Regions from separate parts of the Homo sapiens genome. Here regions 1 and 2 are each linked to region 3. A link is a contact called in ENCODE Hi-C data. All regions are on one chromosome and are shown on one strand. Each heading gives the region's core, a stretch centred on a gene start or an enhancer-like site at or near the end of the contact. The rest is flanking DNA. Distances are from core to core; before and after follow the strand shown.

The links. A loop is a pair of places that touch in the nucleus more often than their neighbours do. Pooled maps may share reads with other maps.
Region 1: a loop to region 3 is called in a map of CD8-positive, alpha-beta T cell, with 15 times the contacts of the local background. The contact joins the promoter of MTOR here to the promoter of UBE4B in region 3. A Hi-C loop is called at or near these places in 2 of 168 maps with a recorded cell type or tissue (CD8-positive, alpha-beta T cell and naive thymus-derived CD4-positive, alpha-beta T cell), 1 of 37 single-sample maps with no recorded cell type and 7 of 50 pooled maps.
Region 2: a loop to region 3 is called in a map of CD4-positive, alpha-beta T cell, with 9 times the contacts of the local background. The contact joins the promoter of MTHFR here to the promoter of UBE4B in region 3. A Hi-C loop is called at or near these places in 1 of 168 maps with a recorded cell type or tissue (CD4-positive, alpha-beta T cell), 1 of 37 single-sample maps with no recorded cell type and 7 of 50 pooled maps.

The regions. Positions count from the first base shown.
Region 1 is chr1:11,259,910-11,263,890 of GRCh38, forward strand. It overlaps MTOR (mechanistic target of rapamycin kinase), which reads right to left and starts at 2,642. Exons shown (of 58, transcript NM_004958.4): 1 at 2,536-2,642. RefSeq lists a silencer at 2,360-2,409 and an enhancer at 2,830-2,989.
Region 2 is chr1:11,803,616-11,807,493 of GRCh38, forward strand. MTHFR (methylenetetrahydrofolate reductase) reads right to left here and starts at 2,349. Exons shown (of 12, transcript NM_005957.5): 1 at 2,273-2,349. It overlaps CLCN6 (chloride voltage-gated channel 6), which reads left to right and starts at 2,576. Exons shown (of 23, transcript NM_001286.5): 1 at 2,576-2,734; 2 at 3,516-3,575. The coding sequence starts at 2,648. RefSeq lists enhancers at 1-28, 2,221-3,206, 2,404-2,513, 2,524-2,603, 3,054-3,123 and 2 more and silencers at 2,034-2,083, 2,104-2,153, 2,824-2,873.
Region 3 is chr1:10,030,030-10,034,366 of GRCh38, forward strand. It overlaps UBE4B (ubiquitination factor E4B), which reads left to right and starts at 2,929. Exons shown (of 28, transcript NM_001105562.3): 1 at 2,929-3,665. The coding sequence starts at 3,642. RefSeq lists silencers at 2,547-2,936, 2,967-3,186 and enhancers at 2,701-3,355, 3,747-3,796.

The sequences.
Region 1 (3,981 bases), core at 1,392-3,891, 1.2 Mb after region 3:
AAACAAACGAAAACAAAAACAAGGTTATATACCTCAAGAAAGACACTCAAAATGTGTTTCTTCAACTACAATAGGAAGATAATAGTACCTAGTTCATGGGTTGATGTGAGAACTAAATGACTTAATACGTGTCAAAAAGTGTTTAAAACAGTGCAGGGCATATACTAAGTTCTTAATAATTGTTAGCTATTATTATTACTACTACTACTACTATGTACATGGCAAAATGCCAGGTAACAAATGTCAGGAGGTAGGGAAAGAATTAAAAATGACTAAGACTGCCCCTTTCCTCAAGTTCAGTCTAAAAAGAGAGATTATTATTCTACAGCAGCACTATCTAATGGAAATTTAGGCCGGGCACAGTGGCTCACGCCTGTAATCCCGGCACTTTGGGAGCCCAAGGTGGGCAGATCACCTGAGGTCAGGAGTTTGAGACCAGCCTGGGCAATATGGTGAAACCCCGTCTCTACTAAAAATACAAAATTAGCCAGGCGTGGCAGTGCGTGCCTGTAACCCCAGCTACTTGGGAGGTTGAGGCAGGAGAATCACTTGAACCCAGGAGGCAGAGGTTGCAGTGAGCTGAGATTGGGCCATTGCACTACAGCCTGGGCAACAAGAGCAAAACTCCATCTCAATTAAAAAAAAAAAAAAGAGGAAATACAATGATCCACAAATGTAATTTTAAGGCTGCTTGTAGCCATATTTTAAAAGGTAAAAAGAAACAGGTGAAATTAATTACCTAAACCAATATATCCAAAATATCATTTCAACATGTTATCAATATTTAAAAAATTGATATAGTGTCCATTCTTTTTTTTTAGCGAGTCTTCAAAATCTAATGTGCATTTTACACTTACAACAATGTCAATTTGGACTAGTCATTTTTTTTTTTTTTTTTGAGACAGAGTCTCGCTCTGTCACCCAGGCTGGAGTGCAGTGGCATGATCTCGGCTCACTGCAACATCCACCTCCCGGGTTCAAATGATTCTCCTGCCTCAGCTTCCCGAGTAGCTGGGACTACAGATGTGCAGCACCACGCCTGGCTAATTTTTGTGTGTTTTTAGTAGAGATGGGGTTTTATTATGTTGGCCAGGCTGGTCTCAAATTCCTGACCTCAGGTGATCTGCCCGCCTTGGCCTCCCAAAGTGCTGGGATTACAGGTGTGAGCCACCATGCCCGGCCTGGACTAGTCACATTTCAAGTGCTCCACAGCCACATGTGGCTGGTGGTTCTTGTACTGAACAACGCAGTTCTACAGGGGACTAGCTCTTCAAATGTAAGCTAAAAGAAAGTAATTAGTTCCTGGCCGGGTTTGGGAGGCCGAGGCGGGCGGATCACGAGGTCAGGAAATCGAGACCATCCTGGCCAACACGGTGAAATCCCGCCTCTACTAAAAATACAAAAAAAAAAAAAAATTAGCCGTATGGTGGCGGGCGCCTGTAGTCCCAGCTACTCGGGAGGCTGAGGCAGGAGAATGGCGGGAACCCGGGAGGCGGAGCTTGCAGTGAGCAGAGATCGAGCCACTGCACTCCAGCCTGGGCGACAGAGCGAAACTCCGTCTCAAAACAAAACAAAAAACACCAATTAGTTCCTGAGCTCATTCCCTCATTCCTCAATTATGCCCACACTGCCATGGGTGTAACATACACCTATCCCAAGTATGTTCAGCTTATGCTACAAAACCAATTTCTCAAAATTCTTATTTTTGAAAGAATTTGTAAGGCACAGAGGAAAAACCTGGGAATAATTGGTTTTGTAAAGCTTTCAAATACTCCACTGCCAAGAAGAAGACTGCAGAAAGAAATGTCATCCTTTAGGGGAGAAGAAACTTAAGAATCCCTGCTAAGAAAACTACTCCAGTTTGTGTGTATGTGTGTGCGTCCGAAAGGGGGGAAGGTGGCTGGCAAGGGATTTCTATTCTCAGGAAAGAACCAGTGTATCTTTATATGATCTGAGGCCCACAGGCCATCTGCTCCAGACTGAATTCAATTAAACTTAGGATATCTGAAGTCAAATATCCTAATGGTGTTGATAGGGCTTAAGGAAGTTAAGATTGGATGGGGGAAACAGGGATGGGGCTGGGGGAGAGGGAGAGAAGATGTACCCCAACGATGTAACCAAGCTCAGTTTCGGGGACTGGATCTCTGAGAGGTGTCCACAGTGGAGGACAAGGGGCTGACACGGACGCTAGTGTTCCCTGGGGCAGAGATACACAATTTTTATACGTGGCTCAAAAGAAAGGGTGGCTGTGACAGGCAAAAGACCCAAAGGGCAATACCAGAGCTGATGGGCCGGCCTTCGGGCGGACGTACCGCGGGCCGAAGGGTCCAGGGGTCTCTTGGGGGTCCCGGGGAGGTGGGCGTTGCCTCGAGGGGTGGGAGTCAAGGCCTCAGACGGTGCCCAGGTCGTGGGGCCGGCAATGTGGGGACCCCACGTCCCAGACGGGCGGCTTCCCCTGGCCCCCCCACGGGCAGGCTGGCCGTGGGTCTGGACATTACGCCGCCCTAGAGGGGTCGTGCCAGGCCCTAGACTCACCGCGCGGCTTCGGCCAAGGCCTCAGCTGCCGCCGCCAGCACCGGTACCGCCGCTTCAGGCCCCCTGCCCCACCGCCCGCCTTCCCCGCTGTCCTCTAAGCCGGGAGCGAGGGAAGGAGGGTTCCCAGCCCTGAGGACCAATCGACAGGTATAGGGAGAAGATGGACTGAAAAACAGGCCAATAGTAATGAAGAAGAGAAGCTTCAGGACCCGGCTTCTCCAGGGGGCGGGGACTGTTCAAATAGACAAACCACGCGGCCAGTGGCAGGTGAAAACAGGCTTGGGTCCACTCGGGAGAACCAATCGGTCGTGAGTTCACCTCAGTCACTTCCACTCACACATCCGGTACGGCGCTGCTAGGATTCCCTTCTGCATCCGGGCTGTGAACTCAAGGAGTCCGGTGTCTGGGTATCTCCGGATCGCAGCGAGAGCGGCTAGCAGAGGTTCGCGACCCCTCCCGGTGTAATTCTGAGAGGAGAATGTGAGCGATGCCGGTGCCCAGGAATTACTGCATCAAAAGACGTTTCGGGCTAGCGCTCTTTATGGATCCTGTGATATCTCTTTTGTTACAATTAATAAGCATTTGAAAATGTTTTTAATTAGATTCTCTAACTTTCCCAAAATTATCCAACTCAGGATCACTCCAGAGAAACCATAGCCAAGTTTTAACCAAAAGAGCTAGTCATAAATAAAAATTTTCAAAGCAACATTATTTTTTAAAAATCCTTTCAAAAAATCAATAGCTGGCCCGGCGCGGTGGCTCACGCCCATAATTCCAGCACTTTGGGAGACCGAGGCAGGCGGATCACCGTAGGTCAGGAGTCGAGACCAGCCTGGTCAACATGGTGAAATTCCCCCACCCGCACCCCCCGTCTCTACTGAAAATACAAAAATTAGCTGGGCATGGTGGCTCACGCCTGTAATCCCAGATACTCGGGAGGCTGAGGCACGAGTATCGCCTGAACCCGGGAGGTGAAGGTTGCATGCACCGAGATCGTGCCACTGCACTCTAGCCTGGGCAACAGAGCAAGCTCCGTCTCAATACATACATACACACACACACACACACACACACACACACACACACACACAACCAAAGAAAATAAATAACTGCTGGTCACGGTGGCCCACGCACTTTGGGAGGCCAAAGCAGGAGGATCGCTTGAGGCCAGGAGTTCCAGACCAGCCTGGGCAACATAGCGAGACGATGTCTCTACAGATTAAAAAAAAAAAAATCAACAGCAAAAGTGGATTTGACTACATTTTTTTTTAATCACAGTGCTATTTGTCATAGTAAACACTGAAAATTCCTAAATATTTCAAAGTAGGAGTCCAATAAAATATGATGCATTCGTTTGGGCGCGGTGGCTCACACCTGTAATCCCAGCACTTTGGGAGGCCGAGGCGGGCGGATCATGAGGTCAGGAGTTTGAGACCAGCTTGACCA
Region 2 (3,878 bases), core at 1,099-3,598, 1.8 Mb after region 3:
GCTCCAGCCAGCACAAGGGGGCGGGGGCAAGGCTTCCAGGCGAGGAGGGAGGGCTGAGGCTCTAGTAAGGGGAGGCGGATGGAAGGAGGGGGACTCAGGGGCAGAGACTGCAGGGGTTGGTGGAGATGAGGCCAACAGGCGTTCAGGGATACCAGATCACCCTCCAGAGAAGGAACAGCTCACTCTGGCTGGCTCTGCCTGGAACATCTGTTACTTGAAACAGTTCGTGCACAGGATGGAAGGGGTGAGGGCTTGACTATGCAGCCAGATTTCTCCTGAATTCATGCTACTCCAAAAAGACCGTGTTGTGGGTTAGAACTTGATGCTGGCCATGTTCCAAAAATAGCCAGACCCAAGTTCAGTAAGGGCACGAATTTCTCAGAACAAAAGCTGCCCCATCTGTGCTTGCCTTGCAGGCTGCTCTTCTTACACATCACAGAATTCAATTCAAATCATCACAGTGACCCAGCTACTGGGAAGGCTGAGGCAGAAGGATTGCCTGAGCCCAGGAGTTCAAGGCCAGCCTGGGCAACATAGCGAGACTCCATCTCTTAAAAAAACAAAAAACACACCTGTAATCCCAGCACTTTGGGAGGCCGAGGTGGGTGGATCACCTGAGGCCAGGAGTTTGAGACCAGCCTGGCCAACATGGTGAAATCCCGACTCTACTAAAAATATAAAAATTAGCCAGGTTTGGTGGCGGGCGCCTGTAATCCCAGCTACTCTGGAGGCTGAGGCAGGAGAATCGCTTGAACCCGGAAGGCAGAGGTTGCAGTGAACCAAGATTGTGCCATAGCACTCCAGCCTGGGCGACAAAAGCAAAACTCCATCTCAAAAAAAAAAACAAAAACAAAAAACAGAAACAAGTAATCAGAGCCACCAGGGCACAGACAGGCCAACAGAGGGCATAGGGTCATCTGGCAGTCTGGTTAAGAAAATAAGACAAACACTTAAAAACAAACAAAACACTTGCACAGCAATGGGCAAACACACAGTAGTGAATGGGTGTGTGGTGACATGGCACAACAGAGGAAAGCCCAGGTGAGGTTCATTTCTTTCAGACTGTCCACCACTAACCCTGTGTACCTAACCATTTGGGGTCTTAGACTCTTTTGACAATCTGATTAAATGCACTGCTCCCTTCCCCTGAAATACACACACAGGTGCACAGACTACACGGGGATACATCCAAAGACAAGGAGTTGATTCCAGACTAAGAACCCTGGGCCAAAGCTTTCTCCCTCTAGGGCTGCTCTCTTTCATTCTGACCTCAAACTCCAGATTCTCAGTGGGGATGGCTGTGGGGAGTGAGGAACGGGGGCGGGGGGGAGGAGTAACAGCAAGAGCAGCCAGTTGGCTTTCCTCCAGCGTTTAAGGGCGCACCTCGTTAATTGCTTGCTGGAACAGAACCTAGAGTAGGAGGAAGCTGAACCACCTGTAAACCCTCTGATTTTCAAAGACTTATTGCATTCCTAGTATATGCCACGCATGTGCCATATTTGTAAGCCAACTCCCACGATTTATCCGTTATCAGCTGGACTCCCATAGCACCCTGGGTTGTAACTGTGGGTGAAAAGGCCTGTCTCCTTTCTCTTTCCCCAGTTCCCTGAGACAGGACCGGTGTCCTGCCTGGGGTATCCCCAGAGTTTGGCACACGGTGATAGCCAACATTCACTGAGCGCCAAAGGGCCAGGTGCTGCCACTCTCTCAAAATAAGCCTCTGCCACTTACTGAACAACTAGTCTGCGCCAAGCACTGGGATACTAAGCCTACGACTCCCAGAAAGGTCCCGGCGGACCCCCGTGCGCAGCGGGACGCAGTGGGCGCCAGGGACCGCAGTGCCCCGGGCCCAGCGCTCTTCTCCAGGTGATCGCCGGGGAGGCAGGTTTAAAAGGCAGGAGCCGGAAGCCGTCTCGGCGCCCAGGTGGCCGAGAATCCAGTCACCAGGTCACTGAGTCACCGATGGGGGCGAGGACACGGGCCTGGGCCGGTCAGAGGGGCGGGATCGTCACCCCTGGCTCAGGGGCCCCTCCGTCCAGGCAGGGAGCCAAAGTCAGTCTTCGCTTGAGGGTTGGCGGTCGCTGGAAGTGGTAGCCATTGGGAGTTACACTAATCCCGCGAAGGGTGCGCAAGGGAGGCGGCAGCCCCCCCCAAGAAGAGAGGCAGGCCGGCCTCCAGCGCTCCCCGCCCACAAGCACGTCCTTGCCCCCGGGAGGTTGTTTGCCGGCTCCAGGATCTCCCTCCCGGCGACCCCGGCCTCGCCGTCACTCACCCTCCAGTCCCGGGTGACTCAGAACGCTCGGCCGCCGGCCGCACCACTGTGGCCGCTGCAGGGGCGGGGAACGCAGTGAAGGGGCGCGGCGCAGGTGTCAGGTTGCTGGAGAGGCGGGCCTACAGGGCGGAAACCACCGGCGCGGGTGACCGGAAGCCCCGCCCCCAACATGGCCGTGCCCACAGGTCTCGTTGGAGGCCGTGCCTTTATCGTCATGTGACGCGAGTCCTCGCCCCACCCGTCTGCAGCCACTCCTGGTCTCAGTCCCAGAGCTCGAGAGGGCCACGTGACCGTCCCGGGGCCAGTCACGTGAGGCGCAGATCCTGGCTGGGAGGGGGTTGGTAGAGGGGTCCAGAGTGGCAGTAAAGGAGGAAGATGGCGGGGTGCAGGGGGTCTCTGTGCTGCTGCTGCAGGTGGTGCTGCTGCTGCGGTGAGCGTGAGACCCGCACCCCCGAGGAGCTGGTAAGAAGCCGGCGGAGTCGGCCTGGGGAGGGGGCGGTTGCTAAGGGACTGAGAGAGGCGTTGCCGGGGGTGGGGCCGGGCCAATCTGGGCCCGCAGGTGGCAGCGGGTGGGGCCTGGGGACCGCAGCCAGGGCTCTCGAAGCGTCTACCCTGCTTCACGTGCCTAAGTCTGGGGTCTTTTCTCATAACCCCTCCTGGAATCTGAGGGAGAATCCAGGCCAGCTCCAGTAAATCCCACCCATGTTTCCTTTTATTTCCATCTGAAAAGAGTTTGGAATGAAACAAGCGTTTTCAGAATGAGCTTCCTCACAGGACTTTGTGCTTATCATGCTGCTGTTTTAGCTTCTCCAGTCCTTTCTCACTCTATCCCTCACCCTTTCTGGGTCACTGACAGTCCAGCTTCCCCCTGCAAAGCATCCTGGGAAAACTTGAGTTGTGTTCCCAGAGTTGACAAGTCCTTTCTGATTTCAGATACGTCACACTGTCAAATGGAACCTGCATTTTTACCCCCCTTTTCAGCTGGCGTTGGACATCTTTGAGGTGTCCTGAAGAGGAGGGTGGTTATTTGGAGACTATCAGTGGAAATGAAGAGCTCAGCTGATGGCTGTAGATCCTCACCCACATGGTCCCTCACCCCTGAAAGGTTTTTTTTGAGGGCTGGTTCCTATTTGATAATGGCTCCAGATGATTTAGAAGCTAGCCACTGATTTCAGTAAATACTTCTGCCTCCTTCCACTCCTAACCACTAAAAAAGGCTCCCTCTGCGGATCTGTTTTTCTAGACCATCCTTGGAGAAACACAGGAGGAGGAGGATGAGATTCTTCCAAGGAAAGACTATGAGGTGAGCTCCTTTGATACTGCTTGGGCAACTAAAGTAGTGAGTGGCCTGGTCACTTCAGGCCGAAGCATTATGATTCCAACCAGAGATGCTCTTTGACCTTCTGTCCCAGGGAGTGAGTGGGTAAGAGAACTTCCTTCTAGGAAAGAGACTGTTTAGCAAGCCCTTTTCTCACCTTAACCCCAAAACAAGGTCTGGTGTTTTTACACGTTTATAAATCTGTGGCACCTTAACCTGGATAGAGTATGTATTTGCCATTAAACTGTTTGCTTTTACAGCTTACAGAGAGACTTAGAGTGAAAGGCA
Region 3 (4,337 bases), core at 1,679-4,178:
TACTCGGGAGGCTGAGGCAGGAGAAGCGCTTGAACCCAGGAGGCAGAGGTTGCGGTGAGCCGAGATTGTGTCAGTGCACTCCAGCCTGGGTGACAGAGCAAGATTCTGTCTTAAAAAAAAGAAAAAAGAAAAGAAAGAGAAAAAGCCGGGCACAGTGGCTCATGCCTGTAACCCCAGCATTTTGGGAGGCGGAGGTGGGCGGATTACGAGGTCAAGAGATCCACGAGAGCATCCTGGCCAACGTGGTGAAATCTCATCTCTACTAAGAATACAAAAATTAGCCAGGCATGCTGGTGGGCGCCTGTAGGCCCAGCTACTTGGGAGGCTGAGGCAGGAGAATCACTTGAACCTGGGAGGTGGAGGTTGCAGTGAGCTGAGATCGCGCCACTGCACTCCAGCCTGGTGACAGAGCAAGACTCCATCTCAAAAAAAAAAAAAAAAAAAAAAAAGAACAGAGAATATGAATGAATAGGTATTTGTCCAAAGAAGATAAACCTAAGCAGATGTTCAACATCATTAGCTCCTAGGAAAATGAAAAACAAAACCACAAAGAGATACCATTTCACATCTACTGGTGTGGCTACAATAAAAAAGACAGACAAAAACCATTGTTGGTAGAGATGTAGAGAAGTTAGAACCCTCACACATTGCTGGTGGCAGTGCAGCTGCTTTGGAAAACAGTTTGACAGTTTCTCAAAAAGTCAAACATGTAATCCTGCAATTCCTCTCCTAGGTATATGCCTAAAAGGAATAAAAATAAAAACATATGTCCAAACAAACACTTGTACATGAATGTTTATAGCAGCATTACTCATAATTGTCAAAAGGTGGAAACAACCCAAATATCACTATGAATTGATAAACAAAATGCGCTACAGCAATACAGTGATACATTTGGCATTAAAGAAATGAAGTACAGATATATGCTACAATATGCGTGAACCTTGAAAACATATGCTAAGTGAAGGAAGCCAAACCCCAAAGGCCACACGGTGTATTGCTCCACTGATGTGAAATGTCCAGAATAGGCAAATTCACCAAGACAGAAGGTAGTTATCCTGCAGGAGTCTTTTTTTTTTGTGACGGAGTCTCGCTCTGTTGCCCAGGCTGGAGTGCAGTGGCACGATCTCGGCTCCTTGCAACTTCTGCCTCCCGGGTTCAAGCAATTCTTTGCCTCAGACTCCCAAGTAGCTGGGATTACAGGTGCCCGCCACCACGCCCTTCTAATTTTTGTATTTTGTATTTCACCATCTTGGCCAGGCTGGTCTTAAACTCCGGACCTCTTGATCCACCCGCCTTGGCCTCCCAAAGGGCTGGGATTACAGGCGTGAGCCACTGCGCCCAGCCCGGGAGTGACTGTTAATGGCTTTGAGGGTTTCTTTTTGGGATGATGAAAATGTTCTGAAATTGGACAGTGAGGATGACTGAACTGTGAACATAATAAAACCACTGTACACCTTAATTGGGTGAATTGTATGGTATGTAAATTAGATGGCAATAATGAGGTTAAAAAAAGTAAACTTTTAACATCAATGTCACCAGGGGTTCAAGTTCTGGCTTACACAGAATTCCTTTCCTGGAGAGCAGATAATATGCAAAGCCAGCAGTGATTTATTTTTACTCACAAATTCCTTACATATTTTTACTCACAAATTCCTTACATATCTAGTAGTCAGGTTCCTATTTTAAGCATGTAGCAAATACATTGTAACTCTTAATTCTGGAATGCAGTCTTTATGGCTTAGTGAGCCATCCAATCCACTTATAGTCTTCGTCAGCGGCAAAATCTGGAATTTCATGGTACTGTTACTTTGATCGCTCAACTTAGATTTATATTTTATAAATATATATATACATACATATATATATATTTTTTGAGATGGAGTCGCGCTCTGTCGCCCAGGCTGGAGTGCAGTGGCGCGATCTCGGCTCACTGCAAGCTCCGCCTCCCGGGTTCACGCCATTCTCCTGCCTCAGCCTCCCGAGTAGCCGGGACTACAGGCGCCCGCCGCCACATCTGGCTGATTTTTTGTATTTTTTAGTAGAGACGGGGTTTCACCGTGTTAGCCAGGATGGTCTCGATCTCCTGACCTCGTGATCCGCCCGCCTCGGCCTCCCAAAGTGCTGGGATTACAGGCGTGAGCCACCGCGCCCGGCCAAATATTTGTATTCTTGTGCACCGGAGGATGGTTTTCCCCCACTGACTCCAAACGTCTTCCTTGCATTTGCTGTGTACAATTCAGTGATTTGGGTCTCTCATCCATTTATACTTTCAAATTTTACCAATACTTTTTGAACACACTTAAAAAAAAAAAAACCCAGGAAGTATCTCTAAAAGGCCAAGGTAAAATAAAATGAATGGGAGTTCTTGTGTTCGAGTTTTCTTCCAACTGGGCTTTCCTGGAGGAGGTGGAAGAGTGTGTGGCAGATGTTTCAGAAAATGAGCGCTCAATACGGTAGATCACGCTCCCGGGGTCAAGGAGACGTTTTCCGTTTTCTTTTCCCTCGCTTAGGCGGCGGGCGCGCACAGTCCAGTGGGAGCGATGAGGTGTTTCTAGGCCCCCAAGTCACAGAAAAGCAGGCGATTGGGAACAACGGAGGCGCGGCGGGCCCCCGGGCCGCGGGCCAGCGCCACCTTCTGGTGGATCTTCCCCGACGCGAGTCTGGGAGTCGTCCCTCCCCTTGCCAGCCTACCTGGCTCAGGCCCGCCGCGCCCGCAGCCCCAGCGCGGTCGCCGTGGCAACGCCCCGCCCAGCCGCCAGCCTCCCTTTGCCCCTCCCCACGTCCGGCGCGGCTGCGCGGGACGGGGTGGGACGGAGGCGGGGAGAGGACGCAGGCGAGAGGAACTCGGCGGCGCGGCGCCCGCGGCCTATTGGCTGCCACGTCCCGGCGCCAGAAGCCCCGCCTCCCTGACGGGGGTCACGTGATCCCTTTCAAAGATGGCCGCCCTGTTGTTTTGATGAATAATACTTGGTGGGGCGAGGGGGAAAGAGTAGGGGTGGAGGGGTAGGAGGATTTACTCTTCCAGCGAGAGCTACGCGCATCCCATCCTCCCCCTCCCCCCTACCCGGGCTCCGGCGTGGAGGCGGGGCGTGGCCGGCCTGCTTTGGGAGGGGAGGGGCTTCCCTTACAGTGCTGGGCTCTGCCAGGACGGCTGTGGGGTCGCCTTACCTCGGGGTATCCACTCTGCAGTCGACCAGTTCCCGCCAGGAGCAAAGGGTAGGAAGGAGAGCAGGATCTGCTGTAGGAACGCAGCTACCGCGCCACTATCACGAAGAAACAGCAGGCTCGGGGCACGAGACGAACTGGAGACCGCGCTGCCTAGCTGGGTAACCTGGGAAGCAGAGGGTAATAAGTGGCGCCTTAAGACAACCCTGTAGCAGCAGCAGTGGCGGCCAAAGGAGGCTGCTCAGGGAACAAGCGGCTGTAGTAGTCTGTGGGGCGACTGGAGTGACCGAAGCCAAGGCAGTTTAGTGCCTCTCGTGTTCTTATTTTTTAACCTCTGACTATGCAATTCTGAAACCTCCCCCATTCGGGGGACCAGACAGCCTGATAGACACCTTCCACTCTCCTTCCTCCCGCCGTGGTCTCGAGAACAGAAGGATCTCTCCTTAACGCCTTTCACCATTAAGAGGAAAGCGATGGAGGAGCTGAGCGCTGATGAGGTGAGGAGGTTGGGGGACACCTTGAGGGATTAGTTGGCAACTCGTTAGCGCTTTGGACAGGGATGGTATTGCGCCAGTGCTGTCTGGCCTTTGGGCTTGGAGAAGGAACGGAGATGATATTTTCCAAGAATAACGTGACTCCCCGATAGGGTCTCTGGTTTTGTTCTCCTTTATTCTGTTGCCTTCTTTCTTCATTCTGAACTCCATTTGCTTCTTTCCGAGTGTTCTTTTAGGGTATGAACAAGAGGAGAGAGCATCTTGAGGTGTTTATTCTTTTCTTCAGGGTATGCGAACAAGAAGGGCGAGATTTACATGAAGTTAAAGTGTGTGTGTGTCTGTGTCTTCAGGAATTTAAAGAACAATTTTGGATGGAATGAGAATGTATGGTGGGTGAATATTTTTAAAGAAAGCATTTGAAATTCCAGATATGTGTGGTTATTGCACTGTATAAGCTTGATTAAACATATATTTTTGCTTGAGGGGTGGTTTACAGACAGATTCTTTGATATTTAACAAAATATGTATCTTCTCCACAGTTTAGAGAATTCCAGTTATATTCTGGTACTTAATAGACCACTAATGACTTCTGGCATTCTTCTGTTACATTCTATCTTTTCCTACTTCTTGAATCTTTCAAACTTGTGTTTTGCTGTAGCAGAGACTGAACGGGAA